Regions from separate parts of the Mus musculus genome. Here region 2 is linked to region 1. The links are chromatin loops, found by intact Hi-C in ENCODE. Cell type or tissue: left cerebral cortex. All regions are shown on one strand.

Evidence for each region. Hi-C counts contacts between places; a loop is a spot of excess contacts. Peaks named below come from ENCODE experiments on the same cell type or tissue, not always from the same donor. Only the 100,000 strongest peaks of a DNase experiment are listed, where the experiment ranks them.
Region 2: it touches region 1 in a loop (4-fold over the local background); 14 of 42 quality-filtered maps call a loop at or near these places.

Annotation. Positions count from the first base shown.
Region 1 is chr6:98,929,566-98,937,565 of GRCm38, reverse strand. Foxp1 (forkhead box P1) reads left to right here. Exons shown (of 19, transcript NM_053202.2): 18 at 2,126-2,292; 19 at 7,332-8,000. The coding sequence ends at 7,476. Among named protein-coding and RNA genes, the nearest start is that of Gm38865, 200 kb to the left of the region's middle. In left cerebral cortex, no CTCF peak of the experiment used is centred here; DNase peaks (open chromatin) are centred at 581, 972 and 3,070; H3K27ac peaks cover 865 bases.
Region 2 is chr6:98,520,572-98,528,571 of GRCm38, reverse strand. Gm32783 (a long non-coding RNA gene) reads right to left here. Exons shown (of 3, transcript XR_377905.2): 3 at 6,631-6,895. Among named protein-coding and RNA genes, the nearest start is that of Gm32783, 6.9 kb to the right of the region's middle. In left cerebral cortex, a CTCF peak has its summit at 3,114 (motif pointing left); DNase peaks (open chromatin) are centred at 2,396 and 3,090.

The sequences.
Region 1 (8,000 bases):
TTGATATGAAGCCACACACTGTGCCCAGGATCATTTCTATCATTAAGTCTATTATAAACATGGTGGCACATCTGCTCCTAGGAGCATCAGCTACAGGAAGGACCTGTTTGAAGGTGATAATTTGGGGGCTGCTCTGATCCTTCACTCTGCAAAGGACTACTCAAGAGACACGGCAGTGACCCAGGTCTCAGGATCTTACTGTAGCCCAGTGGCTACTGTTTTGTTTAAAGGAACAAGACTGGTTCTCTGTACGTATTATATTATAATACCTCTTATATTATGTCTGAGAGGAAAGGGACCAAGACAAGGGTTTACTCATCATACTTGGAAAATCAGAAAGAATAAGCAGATACTTGCTCATCTTAATAGGCAGTCCTAGAACTGTTTCCTACAAGTCAGTCAGGGGCTTCGGAATCCAATAAAATACTGTGGTAGCCTCGGTTCCAGCCTCAGTTCCATCTTGACTCTTGAACAGCGCAGTTGTCCCGTGGAAGCAGATTCCCATGGTACATCCACAGTGAGAGGGCCACTCAGCTGGCAGTCCAAGCAGAACTTACATGGCAGGGAAATGTGACCACTGTGTGGTCCCACATAAGGCAGCTGAAGATGGCAGCCTAGCTGCAGCTGCCAGTAATATTACTGTGCCAACTTCCCTGCTCAGAAAGAATAGAAATGCCTTATTGCAATTATAAAAGATGCATTCAGAAAGTGCTGGATGCAAACAGATGATCTGATAAACCATCGAGGAGTGGGAAATGGTCACTGTACTGGGAAATCATGAGGTGCCACCCCCACCCCACCCCCTTTACTTTTAAAAAAGGAAGCAGGTGATTCCATAGGGGAAAGAGGGAGCTGCCGAGAGCATGCTCAGGGCATCTCTCTGGGAAGTACTTCAGACACTGGGTCTATCCAGGGAGCAAGCCTGCAGCTGACTAACAAGCAGACTCCCCGCAGCCCAGCTTCTCTCCTCCTCTCCCTTTGTTTCTGGCTCATACCTTCTCTTTGGTGCCAGCTTTTCTAGAATAGTTAGGACTCTTCCATGACGGGCCAACTGAAGCCACTCTGCCAGATTGTCTTGTGATCATACTCTCTCTCATTAGGATGGAAAACCAGGCATAGTGTAGTCTGCAAGAAGACAATTTTGATAAATCTTCATCTAATTACAGCTGCCTCTTTTCCCAAGTCTGTCCTCTTGAATAATAAAATGAAAAGTCACTTGGGCACACTCCCTGCACAAGTGAAAACAAATGGGGTTTCTTCAGTCCGGTGGTATTGTGACAACTGTCCACAATGCACACAGGGTGGCCATCACGCTTACGTCGGGATGACAGAAAACGAAGAGTATTCTACCAGACTTTAGTTTGGAGTGGGTTTTATTGGAGTTGGGGGGCGGTTTACATACTTTTTTTGCTGGCACTCATTTGGAATGGGATGGCTTTGTCACCTTTAATATGGATATACTTAGTCATAAAGGAAATAAGATTTAGCCTCCCCCCCCCCTTTTTTTCCTTCCTTCCTTCCTGGAGAGTTTTCTACACATCCAGACTTCTGCATGACTAGTCTGAGGCTGAGAGATTGTGTGATGTTACCATCGTCTGGTTATGTCAGCCTTCACTCAGCAGGTTCAAAAAAAAAAAATCATTAAAATGGGAATGGTGGGGGAGAAACAATGATTCCTGTTCCTCCTTTCCTCTGAGTGCTTATGGAAGTTCTCATAACTTTTGAGCCGTGTGGCCATATAATCTGATCAGATCCCAGCTACCCAATAGAGAACTCATCAAAATGGATAAAGAAATGAAAATCCCATTGTATTTCATACTCAGTTCCTCTCAAAAAAAAAAAAAAGTCAGTGGCTGTACACCTCATTTTAGAAACCTTTGTCTAAACCATATGACTCCAGCAGGCAGGAGCCAGCAGGCAGCTTCACCTGTAGACTCACCGGTGCCCAGATAGCTTAACCAAATGAAGCTCAAGGCCCCTAAAGCAAAATCCTACAGCACTTGGAAATTGTCAGCCACAGTACAGTGCGAACTTGAACCAAAAAGCTATCGAAGACACCACATATCCATAGCTTTCTTGACTGGCCTCCCCTACTGCTTCATTTGATTTCTCTTGGTTGATGCAGGCTTCCATGGCTGAGAATAGTATACCTCTGTACACTACCGCTTCCATGGGAAATCCCACTCTGGGCAGCCTGGCCAGTGCCATCCGGGAGGAGCTGAACGGGGCCATGGAGCACACCAACAGCAACGAGAGTGACAGCAGTCCAGGCAGATCCCCTATGCAAGCTGTGTGAGTATTGTCTACCCAAAGCTCTCTGTCACCTGACCTCAGTCTCCCGGCTCTTCTCTGGCCCTTCTGGGCACCTTTCCTATCATTTCCGATTTCTTAGGAGCCCTGGAGTCACATGTTGGTGCATACAAGGACTAGTTAGTAATTTTCTCGTAGAAGCAATTGGCTTCATCCACGGTAAGTGCACACAGCAAGAAAATGAGAAGTCTCCTCCATTTTGGGTCTCAGACCATTACTTAATTCACACTGTGATTTTCCTCCTAAAATCACTATACACCTCTTCGAGAAAGCTCACGGTGTGTCCAGCTTCCCGGCAAAGCCAACCAAGCCTGTAAGGAAGCTTGTTTACTTGCTCACGCACTCAGTTTAACCACTTGAGCTCGCCGCAGCATTATTACCAAGCATTAATGATGGCACAAATGAAAGGTGGCATGATTTATAGATTGCTCTTAAAATATCAAAAGGAAAATTAATAGGAGCATTACAGCAGCAGACGGCGGGATAATGAGAGCACATATAACTGAATGAAGCAGTGGGCCATGGTTGCCTGGGATGAATGTGAATGGTAGGTACCAGAGCCACACTAACCTCAGGGAGGCCACCGAGTTGAAACTCGCCCCTTTGTGGCCCCTGCTTCAGAAGAGACACCATGTGATTCCAGATGCTTCAGTGCGCAGTGAACCCAGCTGCGAAGGACCGTCTTCCTTTCAGGGACTCTCTCCAAAACCATAGCCCACTTGAAGTGACTAAACCAATTCAGTGTTTCCACCACTGTCCGCTCCAAGAATAGGCTGCTTGTCTGCACATTCTTTGTGGATTACTGACCAACATCTTATTTTAGGAAATTTGCGTGATGGGGATGGAAAATGTGACCTTTAACAAGTACGGAGAGAATGAACTGGCGTCTAGCGACAAAGGGGGGCAGGGGGATAAATGGGTTCTTCCAGCATGGTGGGCAAACCTGAAGTTTTACTTTCTAGCATTTTAATCCCATGCCCTGGGTGCTCGGAGAGGGGTCTTTAGAGGTAGAAGCGATGGTTTGCGACTTGTGGGCAGAGTCCCCCGAAAATGACACACCAGCATTTTAGGCAAGTGTATGATGCCTTCCCCACGATTGGCACAGAATTTCATCTCCCCTACAGCAAGCTGCTGTTTCTCTGACTCTTTTGTTGCCTCACTGATACTCACCGTGGTGGTGATGTTGTATGTCAGCATCCAGGAAGTTCAGAGCAAACTGTGAGTTGGTAATGTAAGTCACTCCCAGATATTCCCATTGAGAAAGGATATGTGATGTTACCCAGTGGAAGGCACAGTGTTTTCTTAGAGTTCCAACTCCAAGGTATAGTACCTATCTACCTTCCTATCAGTAGAAAAAGTAAATAAAAATTAATTAATTAATTAATTAATTAATTAATTAAAAAGGCCCCCACAGAGAAGCCTCTCAATGAGGGAAGTTCATTTGCTTACCAGGACTGAGCAAACTGCAGACGTAGCAAACATGCAGCCACCATCTTAATGTGCAGCAAAGCAAAAGCCTCACAGCTCGAGGGACAGAAAAAGAGCCCCGAGTGGAGCTATCAGGACGTGATGCCCACACGGCAGGTTTGCGCCCCGTGCCCTGAGGTCCCCTGTGCCGACAACAGCCTCCCTGTGTAGTCAGTACAGCAGCCAGTTAGTCTCACTGACCCCCTTGCTTCCACTAAGTGAGTCTATAATGAGAGATTTCATTCTTGTCCAGCGTGCATTACCCTGCTAGGATGCAAATTGTTTTTTAACCGTTCCAGTCTATTGAAATAAATCAACCCATAAACTTTACAACAAGGCTTACAAGCCACTGTGAGGACGCTGGCCCGCCCGGCACAGAGGCAGCCTTGTGATACAGCGCTCTGCTCTTCACACAAACCACGGTATCGCCTTTCTCTTTCAAAAAGAGAAGAAGGTAGTCGCATAATGACGGTTTGCGGGCAGTGTACTTTCATTCTGGTAGGACCTGAAGGGCCACCACACCAAAGGCCCTGTGCTGTGTGTGTACCCTGAACAGGATCACAATGCCTTTAAAGACTAGTCAGCTATAGTTAAAAATCTCATGTGTTCCCAGAATGGCTTTACAAAAGGACTACTCAGATGTAAGCGGAACAGAGAGATGGTTTGGGCCCCATTATCTGTTAGGAGCCTTTTTGGAAATAGTGGATGCTGGAGAGAAAGGGTGGGTCTGGTGGGGGAAGGCTCAAGAGGGGCACCCATTGTACTGTAGACGGTACACTGAGTATATGCCCAGTGGGGGGGGGGGAAGCCTTTTACAGTGTTCATCTTACAGGAAAGGTCGAAGAATCCTTGCTGTCATGCTGGTGTGGGTTTTCAGGTTGTCACAGTAGATCTAGTTGGTGGCATTGCCTTCCATTTGATGAGAGGCACTGGGATAGACTGTAGATGCAGCAGCACCAGCACCTATGTTTGGGGACAGTGAATATGCAGTGCATTCCGGAGACAACAAACTAGTCTCTGGTGTTGGGGACTCTCTTTGGGGGAACCGTCAGTTGGTCTGTCATTTGGAGCTGGATCTGGAAAGCAGCGATTTACAGTTGCAAAGCAAGAACTTAACCTGAAGACGAGTCTGCTTTCTCTAGGGTTTCTGAGCCTTCCCGCCAAGGCTTTGTGTAACACCATCAGATTGCACCCTGCGAACCAGAGATTAAGTACTAAGTATGATAGCTTTCAAACATCGAAGCACAAAAGTGTTACTCTGGAAAAAAAATAGCAGTTGACCCTCAGTAACTGATTAAAACTAATTTTTTTTTAAAGGGCAAATTCCTGTTGCTGGATATTACTCCACCCACTTTGTTGGTGGTGACTGACAAAGTCACTGTTCTCACTAGTGAAATCAGGAGGCAGACACAGAACTCCACGGTGGTCAGTAAAGCTAGGGGTGCAGGGCAAGGTACCTCGGACTCACACCCCCCCCCACACACAAACACCTGCTCGAGAGGCCACAGGCTGTGTTTCTGAATTAACGCTGGGGACACTGAGATCGAGTCTCACTTGATAGAGCCTCTCTGCAAATTAATATCCCAATAAATCAGGAGAACCATAAAGATGTTTTGGCCTCTGCTCCAACAGTTCCATTCTTAGACATTTATCCCAAGGAGGTAAATCAACAGGAGGAGAAAGATTAATGGCTAGCAGTGGTTTACTGTACTATGCAAACAGTGGAGGGAAGGAGGGTGATTAGAGAACGCCAGCTGTAAAGGTACTGACCTATCAACAGAAGGAATCACACAGAGCCACAAAAACAGTAATGGAAAAGCCAAAAAAAGAAAAAGCTGTAAAGTACGTTCTTCAGAGGGAGAAGCAAGCACTCACTGTGACCCGAGCTGACTGCACAGGCATGGGGACACGTCCATTTACATTGGTGCCCCACGCCTGGAAGGACACTGCACTTGTTCACGGTCACGTGTTCGATTTTTTTCTTAAAAGTTGTGAATATTTTTCATTCAGGGGTTCTACAAGCTATATAGCGAGGCCTGGGCCTTATTTCAGAAACAAGGATGACCACACTAGTAAAAACTTGAAGAAGCTGGAACCCACATATAAAATGTACTGGGAGGCTTGGGTTTGTTTTGCAAATGGTTTTTAAGAATGTGGGCATAATTGTTTAAAGCTATTTATCTGACATCTAGCCCCCCAAGACTCCCTCTATGCTGTGCTAATTTTAGTGTCAATTGATCTTGAAGGTTCTTGTCTTCCAGAGCAGCCCAAAGTGTGCCTCTGTTTGTTTTTAAATGGTTCCAGGCGCCTTTGGGGCCCCGAATACAGCATCAATTATTTAGGAAGCCAGCCATCCCCAGTACCACCTCTTATTACTAATACTTGATAATGTCCATTATAAGTCCCTCCCACTCGCAGCCTGTCTGGGAGATGTGTGCATTTTAACTTGAATGGTTCTTTTACATATCAAAAGCCCCCTGCAACAGAAAGTCATTTGTATTGGCAAAAGATCAGTTGTAAATATGATTTACGAACAGCTTTTCGCAGTTGTTATCAGAGTGGTTTTGTGTGATCGAGCCAGCCCTCTCTAGATGAACCGAGCCCCCAATCCATAATGAGAAAGTTGGCAGCTCTCAAGGTAGTGAGAGTGTCCCAGTGGCGGCTACCAGCCGGGCCTCATGTTTTGCCTTGTTTACAGCTGACAGCGTTATTATTCTGATTGGGGCTCTGCTCTCTTATCATATTGCTGTGTTGAGCAAGCCTTTTCCTCTCCGTTTGTGTTTCCTGGCAGGGCTTTTCTTGCCTTATTGACAGTTTGTAAAAATATGCATTAATTTGGAGCTTCAAGCATGTATCATGGTGTCTCTTTGCTGTGTTTGCTTGAAGTTGATTAATGATAGAGCCTCGCTTGGGGTCGTCCTCTGGAGGGTTCTTTCACAGGTTCTGCATGTTAACTAGCAAAACAGAACACACAGCAAGCCATGATTAGCCCAGCCTCCTGTACTCAGTGGTCCCCACGAACCACTGCCGTATTACAGATTCTCATTTCACATAATTATTTGCAGGGTGGCATTCGTCCACCCAGGATGTCACTACGGGGCCTGTTATTTGGTACTCCAAAGGACGGTCCTGGGACCAGCCCCATCACCTGGAATCTCTTAGAAATGCACAGTCTGAGCTCCATACACTGTACTGTCACAAGGGCCTTGGGTAACTTGTGTGTCCTGAAAAGCAAGAGAAATGATTTCCATAGAGAGTTTATTCTAAAGCAGCATCCAAGACTCTTACCAATGCAGCTAATACACCGAGCAGTACAGAAGCCCCTGGCCTCATATGGCCCCTAACCCCTTGGGCTGCAGGCAGTGAAAATGTCCAGCAGTCATAGGAAGTTTCCCACCGTCTTTGAAAAACTTGGTTTTGGCTGTGGTTGTGGCCAAGGTTACCCTGCCTCCACTGGGCGGCATCTCTGTAGCACCTCTTGTAGGTTGCTCCAACACCAGCGTCAGGGCAATCCGGGTGTTCCCCTAAGCCTGTTTCTCTCTCTTTCTCTGTAGGCACCCCATACACGTCAAAGAAGAACCCCTCGACCCCGAGGAAGCTGAAGGCCCTCTGTCCTTAGTGACAACAGCCAACCACAGTCCAGATTTTGACCATGACAGAGATTACGAAGACGAACCAGTAAATGAGGACATGGAGTGAACCTCTGGGCGGGCCGACCCCCGAGACCGAAGATTGGGGAAAAAAAAGCAAAACAAATTTAAAAAAAAAATAAAAAAAGAAAGAAAGGAAAAGAAAAGAAACCACGTCAAAAGTTAGCAGTGAAACCCGCCCTCCGTTTCTTGTACAGTCTGGAGGATTTTCGCTACATTTTGACAACTCTGAAACGTGTTAACTCTTAGTGCCATCAAGAATCCCATTTGGGAGTATTTTTGATTTTTCTACTTTTTGTTGACAAAAGGGATTTGTACTCTGTGCATTGGATGGACCTGTTTGGTACTTGGGATTTTCCTCTTTGAGTCAACATCAGTGTTGTAAATTCGATAAACGGATTCACTTTTAGCAGCAGACTTTGAACTGCAGCTTCGCCCGGCTGATGCTGGGCGGGCGCCGAGGACACCCGACTGAGCTCACGTACCTGCGCTGCAGACCAAGCCTTCGCCCGAGTTCAAGACTCCAGTGGACGACCTTTTTGCACAGCGCTGCATGTTGATACCACTGCCTTT
Region 2 (8,000 bases), 410 kb after region 1:
CTGGTCTTCAAAAGAAGACATCTGTGACATACTCTAGCCAACTTCTGGGAAACACTGTTTCCAGAATCTCTACGTTTCCAAAGGATTTCTGTTTGCAAGCTTAGCAAAATTTTCATGTAAAATTTCCCAATAATTCATATTTTAGAATCAATGCCAGACACCCTGGATGAGCTGGAGAAAACCCATCTAGACATTAATGGCTAACCCTGTCTCTTGCCCAGTAAGACACAAATATTAACACACAAGCAGCCTCTTTGATTATCATTAGCTTTACCAGGCTTCATTATCATCATTAGCTTTGGCTACTGGTAGCAAAACAACACATCCTGGAGACTCTCCACAAGTCTGTGTCAGACTCAAGCTCATCTCCCGCCCTAGCAGTCTGGGTACTCAAAACTAACTGTGAGCTCTGTCGTAGGTGACTTCTCCTTTACCTGAATAGAACTCGGCTTGGCCAGCCAGGTCAATCTATTATCCTTAAAATGAACTAACAAAACTACGCATGTGCTCGGCAGTGGGGGAATGACTTCTTCATAAGGAACAGATTAAAAAGGGTCCAAGTGTCTGCTTATATGTGCGAAGCCTGTTCTCTGAGATGAATGCAGTTTCGTGTTATCGTAGAACATGCATGAAGATACAATGACAGAATTACAATTTCTGGAGGGGACTTGGGGAAAAAGAGACAGTCCCATTCAGTCAGAAGGCGAGGTGTGTTGAATGCTGAGAAGTCTCGGAATCCCCTCCACCCAAGCTCTGTTCTCTAGCACTGAGACAAGAGAGACGGACACACCCTCTCTGAGCTCCATTTGCTCTGTGGAAATAAAGATTAGCTCAGTAAATCACACGCACGCATCACGTAACAAGTGTCATTATTACCATTGCCATAAGATGCTTGTAGAAAAGTAGTCCAGGGAAGAGACCCCCCCCCCCCAGTTCCATGACAAGCATGCGTCCATATAGTAAACTTGATGTCAGAATCCAGGGCTTCCCTCTCAAAGACTGACATGGAGAAATAATAAAAACAAAAACCAAAAAGCAAAAAATAAAAACCAAACCAAGCCAAAAGCAATCACGAGAACTCTTGCTACATTGCCCCCGATACAGCAAATGTTGAGAAGACTGGCTATTACATTACAATGGCTGAGGGTAATCTGGTGACATTAAACATGAAGATAATTCAGTCTTTTTAATTGGCAATATTTTTATTATGATATCTGGCTGGGAGCAAAATGGGAAAAATAAAGAGTTTGGATCGTTTTCTTTTAGACTTGCATCTAAGCGATGCGAAGGGAAGCAGGTACCAAAGTTGATGCTTCTTTAGGGTTATGAACAAGAAGGTTTTTTTTCTGCCTGGTAAACTCACGGGGTGAAATCTCATCCCTTGATCTTCAAAGTGTGACAAAGAGCTATTGATTGAGAGCATATTGTCATTTAAATTACAATTAGGGATGGGTGAAAGGTGGTTATTCAACAATTCAAACCTTTCTTTGAATGCTGTCAAGGACGACATAACCTTAACCCAAACACACTTCGGAAACTCCGAAGTTTCAGCGCGTCTAAAATCAATGCGCTCTTCTTAAAGGAAAAGCATCGTGTCATTACACTTGACGTCGCATTCAGTGGTGAAGTTCTTTCAGTGAGCACTGCTCTCGGTCACACAAAAAAGCCCGTGTCTTTACATGACTCTAACACTGCGTGTGAACTGTGAGATGGAATAAAGATGTCCCACCTCCCTCCCTAGCGCAGTTCCTGGTACATACATCTTTAAAAATTAAGTGCTGCAGAGATGATATATGTTTCCATTTAGAACATTTTAAGGAGGACACTGTTCCTCTGACTGTTAAAATCACTCAGAACTTTAATGTCTTTTATTGCCTGCAAAACAATCTTCAGTCCTGAAGGCGTTAGGCTTTGGGTATTTTTACCCAGCACAATGAGACGTCTGTGCACGTGTGTGCATGTGTGTGCCGTTATCACTGATCCTTGCGTCTTGCCAGATGATACTTCATAAATAATTTGCTTTGATGTGGCAAGCACATGTGTACTCATGTGTACAAGCAAATATGCTGTGCCTCCACTGGCAAAACACTCCAATCCATTCTGACATTTTTGGTCCAGCCATGTTCCCTGCAGTTTTCCTGAGAAAGCAGACAGCAGACACTGTGGCTCAGATCTGCTCTACGGAATAGCATTTTGAATTTGTTTTGCTAACCGTCTTCTCTCTGTCTCTCTACCATGCATGTATCCATACCTATGTTTCATTCCAGGAATGGCGTGCATTTGACAGGATGACATATTATGTCAGATCAGAGTCTGGCAGTCTCGTCCTCAGGGCCACCACGATACTGGCAGCAGAAAGTCGTTGAAAGATCCAAGGTCAGCCCGCGCTCTATGGCCTCCCATCTCTTTGTCATGTATGAGGCGTGCATTCAGATGCACACTTGGGTAGTCTGACACAGGAGGTCATAGTACAAACTCAGGTGTACACCATGTTAGGGGTGCACTGCCCAGGCAGGTGGAGGGCCCCTTGGTGGGTGGAAATCTACCTGCAAACTTCTGCTGCAGCTCTCAGTTCTCTTCGTGACATTTCTTTCTGACCCATGAAGACATACTATTCAAGTACGGTGTCCAGTGGAGCCACAGTCTGTCGCCACATCTGCTAAGCAAATAGTAACATCCAATGCTACATTTTATCTGGGAGCCGAGGAGGGAAAAAAAAATCACAGGATAACACCTTTAGAACTAGGAAGTGTGTGTGTGTGTGTGTGTGTGTGTGTGTGTGTGTTGTGTGTGTGAATCGAAGTTTCATGGTCAGATAACAGGATCTCATCAAAATTTCCTAAGGATCCAGGGTAAGGCTGAGGAGAAGAAAGGGGCACTGCACAAACAGCAATACATGACACCCAAACTTTAAAGGTTCCTCCTTCTGTGAGCAGGGAAAAACTAATTAACGGTTCCATTGCGACTAGCTTACATTTACTAATAAAAACTATTTGAATGGCAAAACAGAAATTTGAAGCCAGAGTAGGTTTTACTAGTATTCGGGCAGATATGGCATCCAAATGTTTAGAAAAGGAACTCGGAGAGATTCATGGCATCTGGGGGGAAGTGATGCTCTACTGCCGCCTTGTGGACGGTCTCAAAGTAGTGAGTCTTTTTTTTTTTTTTCTTTTTTTCCCCTGAACCAGCCCCTAATTTATGAGCCTTGTCAATAAGAGAACCAGACACACATGCATGTGGAGCAGATTAAATATTAATAGAGTTTAGTCAGGAAAAATTATTTTAACCAAAGGAGATCTATAAAGAGTCTGCAAATGATTTTGCACTATATTTCAAGAAATTCTCGATACACACACGTGTGTACACACCCACACCCACAGCCACGCAAGCCAGGCACAAAGCATGGCAGACTTAAATACTAAACTAGAAGTTAGTCGGAATAATGCCGTCTTAGTTGTTTAAAAAAAAAAAAAACCCCGGGGAGTTCTGTTCACGTTTTGTGAAATTTTGTCATTATGTTTCAAGAAAATTGGGGGAAATCTGTTAATTGTCATAGAATTAAATGCAGCACCAGAAAAGAAAAGGATGAGTTAAAAAAAATAAAAATAAAAATAAAAAAACTGGACATATTCTGGGGTTCTGTCCAGCATTTCAACTTCAAGTGTTTATTTAAACATAACTTGAGTTTATAAACTTGTTTCCCAGGGAGATTTATAGTGCTTTTTGATTTGGCTGCATTAGAAGAGCCCGGCTTGACTTCCCTGCTACAATGTGTTCCTATAAACCACCTTCCCGCAGGCTGGTGTGGACTGTGTCTCTGCACTGCATCCATCTGTGGTCACAGACAACTGCCCATGGAGATGCTCTGTGCAGGCTGGCCACAGAGGTCAGTCAAATGGATGTGGGGATTCTTTCAGCATCCCAGCCCCAGGACTTGTTGATATCCCAGCAGCACACGTTCAGTGACATCCCTCTTCCTATTATTCAGCTGTTGGACGAATGGTGGAAATGTCTCAACAATCCATTAATAAAAAAGATGATTTTACTCTTAGAGTAGAAAAAAAAAATCTTATTTAAGATGGAAGAGAAAACCAAATTTAGGGTTTTAATTAAAGGCCTTAAAAAAAAAACACCCTGAATTCAGCGAGAAGACAAATAATCTGAGATTTAATTCAGTTTTCAATGATTTTTTTTTTACAGTCCCTATTAAGTCATTACTTTTTTTCCATGCAGGGGAAACATTTTCAGTTGAACTGTATGAAAGTCAGATACCACAGTAATCTAAATATCACTCTGTAGTCCTGTATTTTAATCATTAGTCTTTCTTCCCTTATTTTGGTTTGACGGAAGAAAAGCATATACAGAACGAATCTGCAAATGAAATGATCCAAAGCCACACTCTTGACAAACAGTAATCGGTGCTCTATTGGCAGCACACGGGTTAGTTAATTCTGTGATTCTTTTCTCTTCCAGTGGAATGTGACAAACATTCAAGCCATGTCACTTCATCCTTCGGTCCCATTGTTGAAGAAGTAGGGAAGACTATATGATCATCCTAAAATGTATTGTTTCCCCGTTGTTGTAGTGAAGGGGATGCTGTATGCTTGCACTGACCTGAGAGGATCCTAATTGCCCATCCTTCCAGGGGCAGGGAGGACCTCACTCTCATGCACGCTGTGTTTCTGAAACTCCTTGTATTCTCATTATAGTGTATGCCTTGGTTGTATTGTCATCTCTTATTTCACACACAAGAAAGTAGAGCCTCAGAGAGGTTAACTGAACCAGCCAGGATCACACAGCTTTTCAATGTGTACTTAGTTCCAGGGAACCAAAGTATAGCTCACTATCTCTCCATAGTTGGCAATGCTGGGCCAAATATTATTCAAAATATTCAAATACTTAACAAATGAGAAATGTGTCTATTGGTCAAGTGTATTTTCTGTGATTGATTAGTGAGTTAAAGACTCTTGTATAATCATGTCACACCCAGGACATTGATAGTCCACTGGAACTGAATGCATGATGACAGACACAGCTCTTAAACATATGATGGCGTACAAGACTCACCTGCTTGTGACTGAGCAGCTTGGAAATCTAGAGAAACTCCAACAGCTCTGCTCACGTCTCTTTCTGGGAACACTCAGAATTACGTATGCATCACCGTAGCTTTCTTCTTTAGGTAGGCAGGTGCACCGAGGAGCTTAGCATGAAGCAGCTGATGTCCCTAACTCACCATGGCGACTGCCATTGCACCAGGCCAAGGGAATACAGGCAAACAGGTAATAACGACACAGGCAAACTAAACTGAAATCTTCACAGCCCCAGGCACCCTGCTCAGGAATGCTGAGGGATACTTGAGTATTATCTGAGTCTTTGAGAATAGAAGCCTCTGAGCAGGGGATATTCATATGCAAAGACAAGCTTGGGTATTTCAGAGCAGAAAGATGTGTGTGTGTGTGTGTGTGTGTGTGTGTGTGTGTGTGTGTGTGTGTGTGTGTATGTTCAGGGTAGGAAAAAGGTAACAGCTTTTAAAAGCACTAACCCCAAAGCAGGAGGAATGTGCCCTGAGAGGGAATGTTGTGATAGACTCTGTGTTCCGTAGAGAGTTTGATCACAAGTGTGAGTAACCTTAATTCAGGGTGGAATTGGGAAATGAGAAATTCTTTCCCTTCTCTCTGTCCTTCTCCCCTCCCTAGCTCTCTCCTGCCCTTTCCTTTTTCTTCTTTTTTTCTCTTCCTACCTCCATCCCTTACTTCCTTCATTTCTTTCCTCCCTTCCTCCATTCCTCCTTTCTTTCCTTCTTCCTTTCTCTTCTATGTACTTCCCTTTCTGTCTTTCTTCCTCCTTCTACCTCTTCCTCCTGTCCTCATTTCTCCTTCCTCATCCTCTCTTAACCTCCTTCCTCCTCCCTCTTTCCTTTCTCCTTTCTTTTGTTCTATTCTTCCTTTGTCATCTTTTTTTTTTTTTTCTGTGAAGCAACTAGAAGTTTGGACTCTACTCTGCCATGCTGTCAAGTTTGATGTAGATGTCATCCCATTGTGGGATGCTCTACACTGAACTCTCTTCCATATGGATGATCACCTCAAGGGAAACTCCAACTATGGGCAAAAATGTTATATAGATGGTGAAGTAAGGCCTTTTAGGGCCAGCACCTTCCCATGTTTCAAATAAAGAGGCTATGGCAAGAAGCGTGTGCTAAGCACCATGAGAACACTCCAAGCCTGGACTCTCCCACCTAAGCCATATGCCTGTAGGTGATCCAGGGAACATGGAAGCTGTTGGCTCAAGGTTTAAATATGGTCCATCTTCACCTAATACTCAGAGTCTAAGACACTCCATTGACATTAGAATTGATGTCTGGATGAGCCAACACACAACCTCCTTCAGTAATAATTCTTCTGAATTTAAATTTAATTTAAAGTGTAAGATGTACCGTAATAAGTTTAGGGTTCTTTTTCTTACCCAAGGAGCACATACTTGGTCCATGTCTGAGAATGCACAATGAATCAAACAGTGAAAAAAGAACTCCAAAAAACCTGTAATTGATCCACACACATGCATTTAGAAAGGCAGAACCGCCTCCGAAGCAAGGATACTTTGGGGTATTCCGAGGAATGCTGTCCTCAAATCCCTCTCGTTCACTTTTGCTCGGTCTGTGTTTCTTCTTCTGTTAATGCAGGCCAGGAGGAGTCATACCAAGACAGTAACAAGAAAATGTCAGAGACGCATTCGCTGTTCTTTCCCCCAAACGCTTCCATTGCGTGGGCCTCTAATATCTGTAGCTCTCGCTGTGTCGTCATTGCTTCGCTGGAATGTTTGTGTTATTAGAACCACATTAGGCAGTAAGCAAAAACACGTGCCCAGAAGCCTCCTTAGGAGATCTGTGCATGTTTTCCTGGAGTGGGAACAAAAGAGTAATGGGCAGCAGCATCCAGCAACTTAGCCTCATCTCTATCCTATTAGGATCCTATCCTCAGGAGAGCACTCTGGATTTGAAAGCTATTTGCAAACTGCTTTTTTTGCTTCCCCCCTCCCCCACGTAATTTCTCACAAAGCAGTTGCAGCATACAGGAGGTGGGGAAAACATAGAAAGTCTCGACTTGAATGGGTTCTTTATTTTTCTCCCTCCAAAATGACTGCTGAGTGACAAGAATACTGAGCGAGGTTGTGATTTGTGCTTTTTCGTTTAGTAATGGAGGAGATTTTTCCATTTGGAGCTTTTAGCTTGTGGGAACGACTTTGAAATTGATGATGTACCTTGATTAGCTGGGATTATCGTAATGTGCTGAAACAAAGTCTTGTCACAGGGTTTTTCCCCTCCTGATACAGTAAACTGCATGTCATCTTGACTGAAGAACATAAATACAGTCCACTGACATGTAACTTCATTATATGCCTAAGCTCAATAGTGTTTGAAGGCCTCTTACTAGAGAGACTTCATAAGTTTGTGATACTTAGGTTAGAACATTTATTCATTCACTTATTGAACATTTTATCAGTCAAGCATTATGTGAGAACTCATGAACGCAAGAATCTACTTTTACTGTGTTGGGTGACATCATGAAATCCAAGATTAAAGAACATTTAAAATTAGGCATATACTCATCAAAGAGTTCATGAATACATATGAAAAACAGGTTGAAAATCATGTTTGGGGCCAGCATCATATAGTTGTTCCCAGATAAGAGGTATCAGTTGCTATGTAGATGGAGAAAGGCTGTCTAGATCAAGTAAGATAAGAGAACTCTGGAAAGCCTGAGTGTGGAGAGGAAGGATTCACAGGAGGATATTTAGAGCAATAGTCATAAGCAAAAGTCTTCATGGCCTGAGTGGCCCTAACTCCAAATTGTTGTAAGAGATTTCCTAGTGGTCCTTGAAACTAAGGCCAAGACTTAGCACCTGACCTCAGAGGAAGCACTTGCCAAATTTTAAGTGGGACAGTATGATGCTTAATTTCATGTTGACTTGATGTATCATGCTGCACTCAAGTTAAACACTGT